Regions from separate parts of the Homo sapiens genome. Here region 2 is linked to region 1. A link is an interaction called in ENCODE POLR2A ChIA-PET data of the cell type or tissue named here. Cell type or tissue: Panc1. All regions are shown on one strand. Each heading gives the region's core, and the rest is flanking DNA. Links, peaks and the distances in the headings are about the cores only. Region 1 overlaps OSMR-DT (OSMR divergent transcript). Region 2 overlaps LIFR-AS1 (LIFR antisense RNA 1).

Region 1 (5,379 bases), core at 197-5,196:
CGTGTTAGCCAGGATGGTCTCGATCTCCTGACCTTGTGATCCGCCCACCTTGGCCTTCCAAAGTGCTGGGATTACAGGCGTGAGCCACCATGCCCGGCCAGCATTATTCCTTTGACATGTATTCCTTCTCCCACAGGGCAAAGCTGGCTTGCTCACGAGTGGGTCCACATATCACACACTCCAAACATGCCAATTCACCATACTTGTAGGAAGCAGGCAGCAATGAGGGTGACAGAAAGACTTGAGAGCTTCATCCAAAAACTCGTTTACTGAAATAACAGCAAATATTTATTGCTGGGCTCACTATGTATACTTACTAAGCACTTTCTATATATCTCATTTAATTCGCACAGCCCTTTGAGGCAGCTACTAGTATTAGCCCATTTCATATCTGTGTCCATGAATTCACCATTAGGAAGTGGTTAAGGTGAGATTCAAACCCAGGAAGTCGACCTCCCAAGGCCATGCTCCCAGTAGCTATAATGTAGCAGGATTTCTTACCCCGTCACCCAGCTGTGCATCCTCAGCCCCCAGCTACCTGTTTTCATCTACCTTGTTTGTGGTCCCAGCTCCCAGACTATCTTGAAAGTGTCTCCAAGGCTTTTGGTTGGGAGCCAGCCCAACCTCTTATCTTCTCCCCAAACCTCCAAGAGACTTTCTAAGATCAGAACCCTTGAAGCATTTTGAGCAGCCCAGTAGCAGAGTCCACACCAGTAACCTTCAGCTACTAGCAGAGCAGAGTCCACACAACAGACCTGAACTCCTCAGCTTCAAGTCCCAGCACCATCACCCAACAGGAGTGAACATTTAGCAGGTTATCTAAACTCTCCAAGGCTTGGTTTCTATGTCAGCACCACAGTATAATAATAATGCCTGCCTAATATGGCTTTTCATAGGATCCAGTGAGCTGATGCATGTAAAACACAGTACAGTTAAGGGCACAGTGAGTACTAGCTTTCACTAGTCATAAAACACCTGTTCAGTTTTTAGTTTTTGAAATCTTGAGGTTAGAAAGTGTAAAATGGATTCCCTTTTAATTCTGGCTTTTCTCCAAGTCTTCTTTCCTTTATCTCCATTGTATTCCCTGTTAGAAGTCTCCATTCTAATGGTGTGAGTACTCAACACAGTGCCTGGCCCTGAGCAGGCGGCAATGCCAGTGTTACTACTTCCTTCTAGCTTTTATTCTCCCTACATCATCCCGATACTAACTTATCCTTTCCCTCTTCTCTTGATATTTTTGTTCACCCTTTTCTATCTGCTTGAGGGAAGCTGAGAGACCTAGATACCATATTTAGAGTGGCTTAGGCAACATCCACAAGGCCAGAATAGCTCATCTGTCCAGAACTAAAACGAGATCCCTGCTCTGCAGACTCTTCACCCAGCCCTTTTATGAGGTATCCAGTGTCTGACTTTGGATCATGATTTTGTCTTACAGAGGGCTGTTATCAATGTCCATTAAAACCACAGAGTGGCTGGGTGCAGTAGCTCATGCCTATAATCCTAGGACTTTGGGAGGCCAAGGCAGGCAGATCACTTGAGCCCAGGAGTTTGAGACCAGCCCAAGCAACATGGCGAGACTCTGTCTCTACAAAAAATACAAATATTATTTGGGTGTGGTGGTGTGTGCCTGTAGTCCCAGCTACTTGGGAGACTGAGGCGGGAGGATCACCTGAGTCCAGGGAAGTTGAGGCTGCAGTGAACCATGATTGTGCCACTGCTCTCCAGCCTTGGCAACAGAGTGAGACCCCATCTCAAAAAAAAAAAAAAAGCACGGAGCATTTTATCAAAAAGCATCAGTAAGACATCCGTGAAAAGTTGGCTTCTTATCTCAGAAGTGTGGTTCTGTTCATGTCAAATATGCATTTTCGTATCTCTTGTAAGCACATATGATTGAGGTTAAATCTCATACTCATACTACTGCAGTGGCTCTTGATCAGGGAGAGTATCAGAATTACACTTCTGAGATTTCTCAAGATGGCTTTAAAATCACAGAACCAGGGATGTGTGTATTTTGATTCAGACACTGTTCCCACTTCCAGACCCTGCTTCTACCTTCCCAGTCAACAACCATTATCCTAGTAGCTTTTTAGATGGTGGGCATCCATCCAAATGAACAGCTCTGGAAATGAAAGCTTAAAAAATCAAAATAGGCTGGGCCCAGTGGCTCACACCTGTAGTCCCAGCACTTTGAGGGGCCAGCGTGGGAGGATTGCTTGAGCTCAGGAGTTCCCGATCAGCCTGGGCAACATAGTGAGACCCTGTCTCTAAGAGGTGGAGCACACTTGTAGTCCCAGCTACTTGGGAGCAGGAGGCAGGAGGATTGCTAGAGCCTGGGAGGTCCAGGCTGCAGTGAGTGTGTATATATATATACACACACACACACACACACACACTACACACACACACACACACACACGTATATATGTATATAGATAGTCTAATTTCTGTCCAAAGACGCTCTGTTTGCTCCTTGATTCTCTGTCCTTTTAAAATAGCCTGTCTTTCCAGTTCACACCTAAGGTTCTGACTTACTTTCTTTTCCCCAATAGTTGTCATAGCCTTCTCCAGCATGTGTTCCTTCTGTATTTCAGACATGGCAGAGGAGACACAGCAATAACTAAGTAAGTACAGCAAATCAAAGGATGGAGCCCCAAACTGAAGCCAAGTCTACTATATCTTATCAATTTACTGAATAACATTGTCTCTCTCTGTAGAGGTTACCCTTTTATGCACATAAATGTGAATTAAAACATCTCTGCCCTGCTCCATTCAGCAATACAGCTCTGCAACGATGCACGCTGCCATCCATTTCACTGGAACATTTGCCGTAAAGTTGCTTTTAAAAGACATTCTCTTACAATACTGTCAACGGCCCTTGCATTAAAAATGAGAAAAATATGGAAACATGCATTAAAATATTCAGAAATAAATGGCTTTTTTATTACATAAAAGCTCTCATGTGTCTCAAAGGTACTGAGAATAGAATACTTTATCATAAATTAGATTATTATTGCTGGGAAAAGATCTATTTTAATGCCACTTTTCTTGGGGATTAAACCAAACCCTAACAGTCCATTTGGGGGTGTTCATAAATGTGTAAGTCAAATACTGAAAAGCTTTAGTGGAAAATACATGCTGATGAAGCAATCTTGGAAAAGACAGAACACATTCTGTTTGTTCTCATGTCTGGCAGGGGGCAACTATTGCATCCAGAAAAAAAAAAAATGAAGATAATGACTTCTCTGCAACTAAGATGAAGATCCACTGAACTTTGGGGTTTGAAATGCAACGTTAGAACTTCAGACTCCCGGCACCTAGGTCTCCAGCTGCTGGGTGGTGCCAGCATCAGAGATACACTCTGCAAAACATATACTGTCTTAGGAAAAAGTGACCCTGTTGTCCTTTCAGGCCCATATTCCACAAGAAGACAAATGGAGATGTAAAAGGAAAACTGCAGCTCCGACTGAAGAGAGAGCAAGTTGTCTGTTCTGATACAGCCAGGAAATAAGATGTTCTGGTTAATATGTGCTAAAGATGTGGTGCTGACTTTCCGACTCAGAATATGATCACATGTTTTTCTCATTAAAACTATATTGAATATTATTTGACCATTGTTGAGTCAGTCATCTTGATAAATATTATCTTCGTACAGTCCTGAGCAGAGAGTCAGTGACTAGAATGCCACTGAAACCAGCTTTTTATAGGACACGGTTTTCATGGTTTTAGGGCATGGAGAAACTTGCACAGTAATCCACAGTATTCAATTATTTAGGCAGGGTAGGAGAAAAGTGATGAGCATTCATTTTGCTAGCAGTGTAACTTCCGTGGAGAAATGGTATACTGATTGTACTTCACATTCCCTATACATGATCCAGCACTGTGATCAAAGATGGAAGGAATCTCTTCATAGCTCTCCTTCCTTTCTCTTTTCTCATTTCCTTACCAATTCCCTTTATCCCTGGTCCTTTTACATCTTTATTTTTAGTCAATACCCTGTTACTCTGCTGGAAAGATCTGTGTGTGAAGCTGGATACTAAAAATGTCATGATTGCCACTTATTTGGAGGAGTAGAGTGGAGGATGTGGGCAGCATAGCAGCCCAGGCTGGAAGAGAGGAGCTGGAAGGGAGGAAGTTTGGCTGAAGGACAGGCCCCCTCAGGACTGATTTCTTGGCAGTCTATCCAAGTCCTTGGGTGTCTGCACTGGAGTTATAATAATAGCCAATATTTATTAAGCATTTTGTCAGTGCCAGGATCTGTGCATTATCTTCTTTAATCCTTACCTAACCCTGTGCAGTAGGCACTATTACCATCTCAGTTTAAAAGATGCGGGCTAAGACTCAGTAACTTTAGGTGTATGTCCAAGTTCACACATCAACTAAGTGGCTGATCCAGCTATGTTTCATTTCAAAGCTTGAACTTAGACCATCCCCCTCCAATTAATTAGCTATGCCTTCCTTCTTACACTTATCTCTTTCCTCTCTCTCCTTTTTAAGATTATAAAGACTTTGGCCAGGCACGGTGGCTTATGCCTGTAATCCCAGCACTTTGGGAGGCCGAGGCCGGTGGATTACTTGAGGTCAGGAGTTCAAGACCAGCCTGACCAACATAGTGAAACCCTATCTCTACTAAAAATACAAAAATTAGCCAGGGGTGGTGGTGGGTGCCTATAATCCCACCTGCTTGGGAGGCTGAGGCATGAGAATCGCTTGAACCCAGGAGGCAGAGGTTGCAGTGAGCTGAGATCTTGCCATTGCACTCCAGCCTGGGTAAAAGAGTGAGACTGTCACACACACACACAAACACACACTATACAGACTTTAGAAAATATGCCTCTGTGTCCTTTAAACACTATTAAAGAGCAAAATGGTAGTTCCTGGACCAAAATTCACAGGACCCAAATCCTTATTTCTATGTAGCCACCAACTCACTGTATTATCGTGACACTGGACTACTGGCATCTGTAAAATTAGGAAGTTCAACCAGATGGTATCTGAGGATGATTTGGCCTCTGACATTGGGTGAACCCCCAGCTTCTAGGAGAGGGTGTGGGGCATAACTCACCTGGGCTATTCCTACTTGGGATGTGAGTGGCAAGAAGGCAGCACCTATGATTGTAGTGACTGGATTTCCAAGCCTCCAATCAGAACACCCATTACCTGAATCACTGAGTGATAACAAGTTGTAATGGTAACATCAACCCTACTCCAGAAATTCAATGATATGGAAGGTGGGTAAATCCAGACCCACTCTCTTGTGGAGGGTGAGGCACTTCATGAACTTCTATATTTCTATCACCCTATCTCTCCTTTGACATCCAGTCCCTGAACTTCTCCTCCAGCAAGCAAAATAAAGCCAAGAGTGGTGTATCTGTCCTATTA
Region 2 (5,379 bases), core at 202-5,201, 70 kb after region 1:
GCCAGGCAGTCCCTCCCCGGCCCCTCTTGGCTTAGGGGTGCTAACTATCTTCAGCGACCACTTGCTCCAGGTTACTGCACTATGCCTTAGGGTTTCCCTACACTCTGCCCTGATAGAATGATTCTTCTTGCTGTCTCTTTCACATTTAGGAGACTAAATTCTAGACTCGCTTCTTACAGAAACAAGCGAAGCATCCATGAGCCAATCCCTTCACCAATGTAGGCTAAGAAATTCCTGGGATCTGGCACTCAAAGATTTAAAAGAACTTTGAACTGAATGAAGGAGACAATGTCTCCACCCCATTCCAGTGCTTTATAACCTGTTTCCTTGAGGAAAGTGACAAGGCAGGAGATGTGGGGACAAAAGGATTAGAAATTCAAAGGTGCTCGTGAAGGGAGCGAGTGCACATTAAGACTTGGCATAAGAATGGCAGCAGGCAGAAGCAGGCCCAGGCTGATGGGAGACTGAACAGCAGAACAGAGCAAAGCCAGGAAAAGGGTTTTAAGTAAACTCCTTAAACTCCTGGGAAGCCACAGGACAGATGGACAGTGCAGTGAATGACCATTCTGAGACAGCCAAGTATAAACGGTCCCCGGAGAATCGCATCTCCAATCGGTCTGCGCACTGGGAAAACAGAATGGAGGCATGGAAATTGACCCCGTTTGCAGGAAGGAGGAGCCTGGCCCTCCTGTTCCTGTGTGGTAACCTGGAATTCAATCTGTGAGATGGGGGCCTGTTAACAGGAACCCCTCTCACTTTGCTGAGAGTCTTTTTCCTTTTCGCCCAATAAATTTCATAACCCCATCACCCTTCGAAGTGTCTGCGTGCCTAACTGGTCATGTGACAAGGACCCAGTTTTTAGCTGAACTGAGGAGAAAGTCCTACAATTCCTACCATTCGCTGCCACTCCTTGTTCAGACCTTCTAGTCATAGCTTCCATTGACTGGGTGCCTCCCATGTCCCAGGCATGATGCATTATACTCATTGTCTCCTTTCATCCTCACACACAACAACCTTGGCAGGACACAGAAAGGTGGTGTGAGGAGACGAGCCGAGCTACTTGCCCAAGGACCCAGGGCCCCCTAAATGACAGAACCAGGATGCCAACCCTGGGACTTCCTCACATAGTTAATCTCCCTTTTCTAAAACAGAATTTGGCCTGGCCCTAAGGATACCTGTCCAGGCTGGAGTGAACACTGAGTTTTCACTACTTCCTCTCATCTCTCAGAAATCACTGAAGCAGGCCCAAATTCGTGGTTAGTCCAATAACAACCCACTCTATTTGAGCCAAAAATTATAGCAGGCCAGGTCCTGGGTCAGGGAGCTCATTTCCTTCTCTGCCCTCTCTCCACCTTGTCCTTCCTGCCCAGGTGTGAATCTTTCCCCAGAGCCAGGCCCACACCAGAATAAGCCCTGGGAAGCAGGAGAGTGGGACATGGCAAGGTATTTGTCTCTGTGTGTGGGATTGCACTGGGAGAGGAGGACGGAGGGAAGGCATTCCTCATGCAGTAAACAGCCCAGACCAATTTGCACCCCAGCCACTGAGCCTTAATCTTTTCATGATGCTTTGCATATTTATAACCAAGATTCCTATTGCTCTGGTACAAACAAGATTGCAATCAGCCTGCCAACAGATTCTCTTTAAACTGTCAGTCTTTATGGAGAAAAAACAGTCACTGACATTGAATGCCCTTTAAACAAGCCCCCCTTATTCTCCTTAGCTGGAAGACAGTACGCAAGCTTAGTCCTAAGAAGAGAGGGAACTTGTTTCCTTTAAACAGCCCCTGCCCAGGTTTTCTTCAGTTTGGTTAGAGCAGCCTCAACTCCTTTTAAACGCCTTGCTTAGCGGACGCCAGCCTGCTTGAGCTGCGCCTGCAGATGCCAATTTCAGCTGCCACATTTAATTTTCATGTCCTGAGGGCCTCCTTTGCTTTTTCTCATTCCCTTAAATGAATAAAAATAACTAAGGAGCATGGAGCACATGACCCTGATTCAGTGTTCAATCTTTTGCTACAGATATGTTTGCCCACGTCCAGTCCTATTTGTTTTAAAGAGAAGATGAAGCAGAAAAAGGGGACCTGTCACATCTCTGTTTCCCAGATCCTTAGAGCCTAAATACAGCTGTGAGTTAGGACAGAAAAAGTTAGTTTCCTTATCTAGAAGCCAGACATGTGTACTAGTGGCAGAAGCATGTTCTACTTTGGTTCTACTGTGAAAAGAACCAATGGAAAGAAAAAACCTAACTAACATGGACGGATTCCTTACTCGACTTGGTGATGCGGACCCTAAGGTCCCACCAGCACATGCTGATGTGACTCAAGGGCTGAAATAAAGGGGACAATGCTTCCTCGTTGTCTTCAATGGAAGAGACATCTGGGATTTTATTTTATTTTATTTTTTTGAGATAGAGTCTCACTCTGTCACGCAGGCTGGAGTGCAGTGACGCCATCTCAGCTCACTGCAACCTCTGCCTCCTGGGTTCAAGCGACTCTCCTGCCTCAGCCTCCAAAGTAGCTGGGATTACAGGCGCATGCCACCACACTCGGCTAATTTCATCTGGGATTTTAAACTGGACTGAAAAAAAATCCTGACTTCCAGCAGGTCTTTCTTAGGGCCAAAAGAGTGCTACTTAGAAGTAGGATGGGCCATGAGACTCCCTTTAGTACCCTCAGAAAGACCCCAAAAGAAACCCTTGTGGGTTTCTCACCAGCCCTCACCCCAGGACTAAGACTATGCCAAGCCCAGCCGTGAACATTGTGATCCTTTCTATGGTCCTTTTAGGGACTGTTTTGGGAGAGGCAGAGTCAAAGAGTGCATTGCAGCTGCTATTCTTATTCCTTTACCCAGCCAACCCTTAGTCGCCAGCATTTCTCAAACCATAGTTTAGCTGTGAATGCCCGAGATTTTCTTCTTGTCCTAACCACAGTAGTGCTGGTGGTCATGCTGCTTTCTGGCACAGCCAGGCAGGAGGCCAGCCACCTCAGAGCCTCAGGGAGGAGGGAGGGGAAGGATGCCTTCCCCTGGGGCCCAGAAGGGGCTGTGGGTACCAACTGCCTGGACACTCAGGCTGGAATCAAGCTGAATACACTGTAGGGAGGAACTGAAAGATCCGGGCAGGGGAACATACTCCTCAATCCAGACCAATGTTTTCAAAGGCCTCCATTTTGTGAAGGTGTTGTCATCAAAGCTTGCCTTTCTCTTTATAAATGAACTCATTTGTGGAAAATTCTGGAAATAAAGAAAAGGAGAGAGACAGAGAGAGGGAAAGAAAGACAAAATCATTCTTTTCAATGCCAGTTATTGAATGTACCCTACAGTTTCAGAGCTTTAGTCTCTCACAGAAATTCTTCTATAGTTGTTACCAACATTTTGGTCCCTCACATCTGCTCTTTAAAATGCTAGGATAGCAGTCATGAAACTCCTTGGTCCTCTCAGAGATGTGCAATTGAGGGAAATAAATTCAATTTCAGCCACTGGGTGGTATTTAGTGAGCACGTGATCAGCCTTGTACTGGGAACTCACAAGAATCTTCTCTCTTTCTTGGAAGAGAGAAGAATCTTCACTCTTTTTGGAAAGCAGAAGATTCTTCTCTCTTTTTGGAAGACAGAAGAATCTTCTCTCTTTTTGCATGTGAAACATTAGAAATGACTTGAAGTTCATATATTAATAAGGCTGGTGGATACAAGATACAGTAAAAAAAAATTTAGTTAGCAAAATAGAATTGTTGGGTGGGGCTTGAGAGAAGAAGGAATTGGAGCAGAGAACTGCATGAAATACAAGGAGAAGTTCAAGATTTTGAGTGAATTGTGTATATCATACTTATTAGCACTTCCTTGTCTTAGAATCTTCTTTGCTCCTTACACACACACACACACACTCTCTCTCTCTCTCTCCCTCTCCAATGCCCTTTCCTCATTCCTCCCTTTACTGAAAGCTGACTCATGCTTCACAGCTTAGCTTAACCTCTGTCTTCTTCATGTAGACCTTTTCAGCATCTCAGCCCACGTTGATTCCCCTTCCTGGAAACTCTCCTTCACTTAGAGTCAATATCATTCAGTTAAGTACTTAGTCGATTTCTATTTGTTTCAAGGGTGTGTTTGTCTTGCTTGGTAAAGGATAAGGCTCTTAGGAGAAGGATCATATGTTCCAGTAGGATCAGACATGGGGAGATACAGTGGAGCCACTTTGCAAACACTGGTTTAATGGATGAAAGGTTCGGTTCAGAACCTTGTTTCTCTGGGAACATTATCACCAAGAGTCCTCATCTGGGCAAGCGTTTTGTTCCTTGGCCATTTCATCAGTGCCACCACACAGGCTGCCTCATACTCTTAAATGGCTCTTCAGTGTTCTGTTTCCAGCACAGTCGGGGAGATTATGTTAGTTTCTTGCAAAATGTTTGAGAGGAGTTTCATTGTTCTTAGAAGGCAGAGAAGAGCAATTGGCCCACTTTTCTGTACTTTACACATGAAATATTTGTTTAAGCTGTGATAAAAAGCCAAACTTGGAAAGTGCTGCTATAAACTCAGAGTGCAAATGAGGGCCAGTCTAAGGGTGATCAATTCAGCTAATATGCAATAGATTCAGCTGCCACCTCCAGAAGAGCCAACATTAGTTAATCAGTATATGGGCAATCCAGGACGTTTGTTCTGGCTGAGGTCCCACCTGTTCTCTCTTTTTAGCATTTTGTGTTTCTAAGATTTCTTCCCCAGGAGGGATGAAGGAGAGGCAAGAGGATTGAGAAAAGAAGACAGTGAACAAAGACAATGTTGTTGGTAACCCAGCCCTGCTAGAGACTTGGTGGAGTGAAGGTGAAAGTCGATGCTCATAACAAAAGTTCTGGGTTTAGGATCACCTCAAGATTTAGATCTATGTCAGCCATACCCCTACTGACTGGGAAATGCACAGAATGTTAGTCTGAAGGCAAAATGGGCCATGTGCAGTCATTGAAACACGCCTGCTGTGGTATGAATATTTGTCCCCTCCAAACCTCATGTTGAAATTGGATTCCCAATGTTGCAGGTGATTCTCAATGGGAGGTGTTTGGGTCATTCGGGCAGATTTCCCAAGAACAGATTAATACCGTTTGTTTCAGGAAAAACTCTCCGAAACTGCATTTTTCCTCTGATTTTGTTATGGTAGCTAGCTAGCCAGGCATGAGCAGGCAGAAGAGGGCTCCTCCTGACCCACCAGGAATGTCAGATGACCATCAGGTGATGGTCCGGCAGTTGTCACACTACCTCTCTAAAAATGATAATTGGTTGCAGGTGCAAGGGAGAGGCAATTTCACAACAGATGAAAACATTTGAAATTGGTAACCAGCAGCTCAGGAATTGGGTGAGTAGGCTCAGGCATGCGCATTAAGAGACAAAATGGTGGAGT

Evidence for each region. Peaks named below come from ENCODE experiments on the same cell type or tissue, not always from the same donor. Only the 100,000 strongest peaks of a DNase experiment are listed, where the experiment ranks them.
Region 2: POLR2A ChIA-PET joins it to region 1 with 6 read pairs; 2 of 35 experiments call an interaction of 5 or more read pairs at or near these places.

Annotation. Positions count from the first base shown.
Region 1 is chr5:38,708,591-38,713,969 of GRCh38, reverse strand. The region is part of intron 3 of OSMR-DT (OSMR divergent transcript); the gene reads left to right. It overlaps LINC01265 (long intergenic non-protein coding RNA 1265), which reads left to right. Exons shown (of 5, transcript NR_104631.1): 4 at 2,550-2,621; 5 at 3,194-3,603. Among named protein-coding and RNA genes, the nearest start is that of LINC01265, 9.0 kb to the left of the region's middle. In Panc1, for the core only: no CTCF peak of the experiment used is centred there; no DNase peak of the experiment used is centred there; H3K27ac peaks cover 1,472 bases.
Region 2 is chr5:38,638,778-38,644,156 of GRCh38, reverse strand. It overlaps LIFR-AS1 (LIFR antisense RNA 1), which reads right to left. Exons shown (of 9, transcript NR_103554.1): 3 at 3,128-3,228. Among named protein-coding and RNA genes, the nearest start is that of LINC01265, 79 kb to the left of the region's middle. In Panc1, for the core only: no CTCF peak of the experiment used is centred there; no DNase peak of the experiment used is centred there; H3K27ac peaks cover 1,105 bases.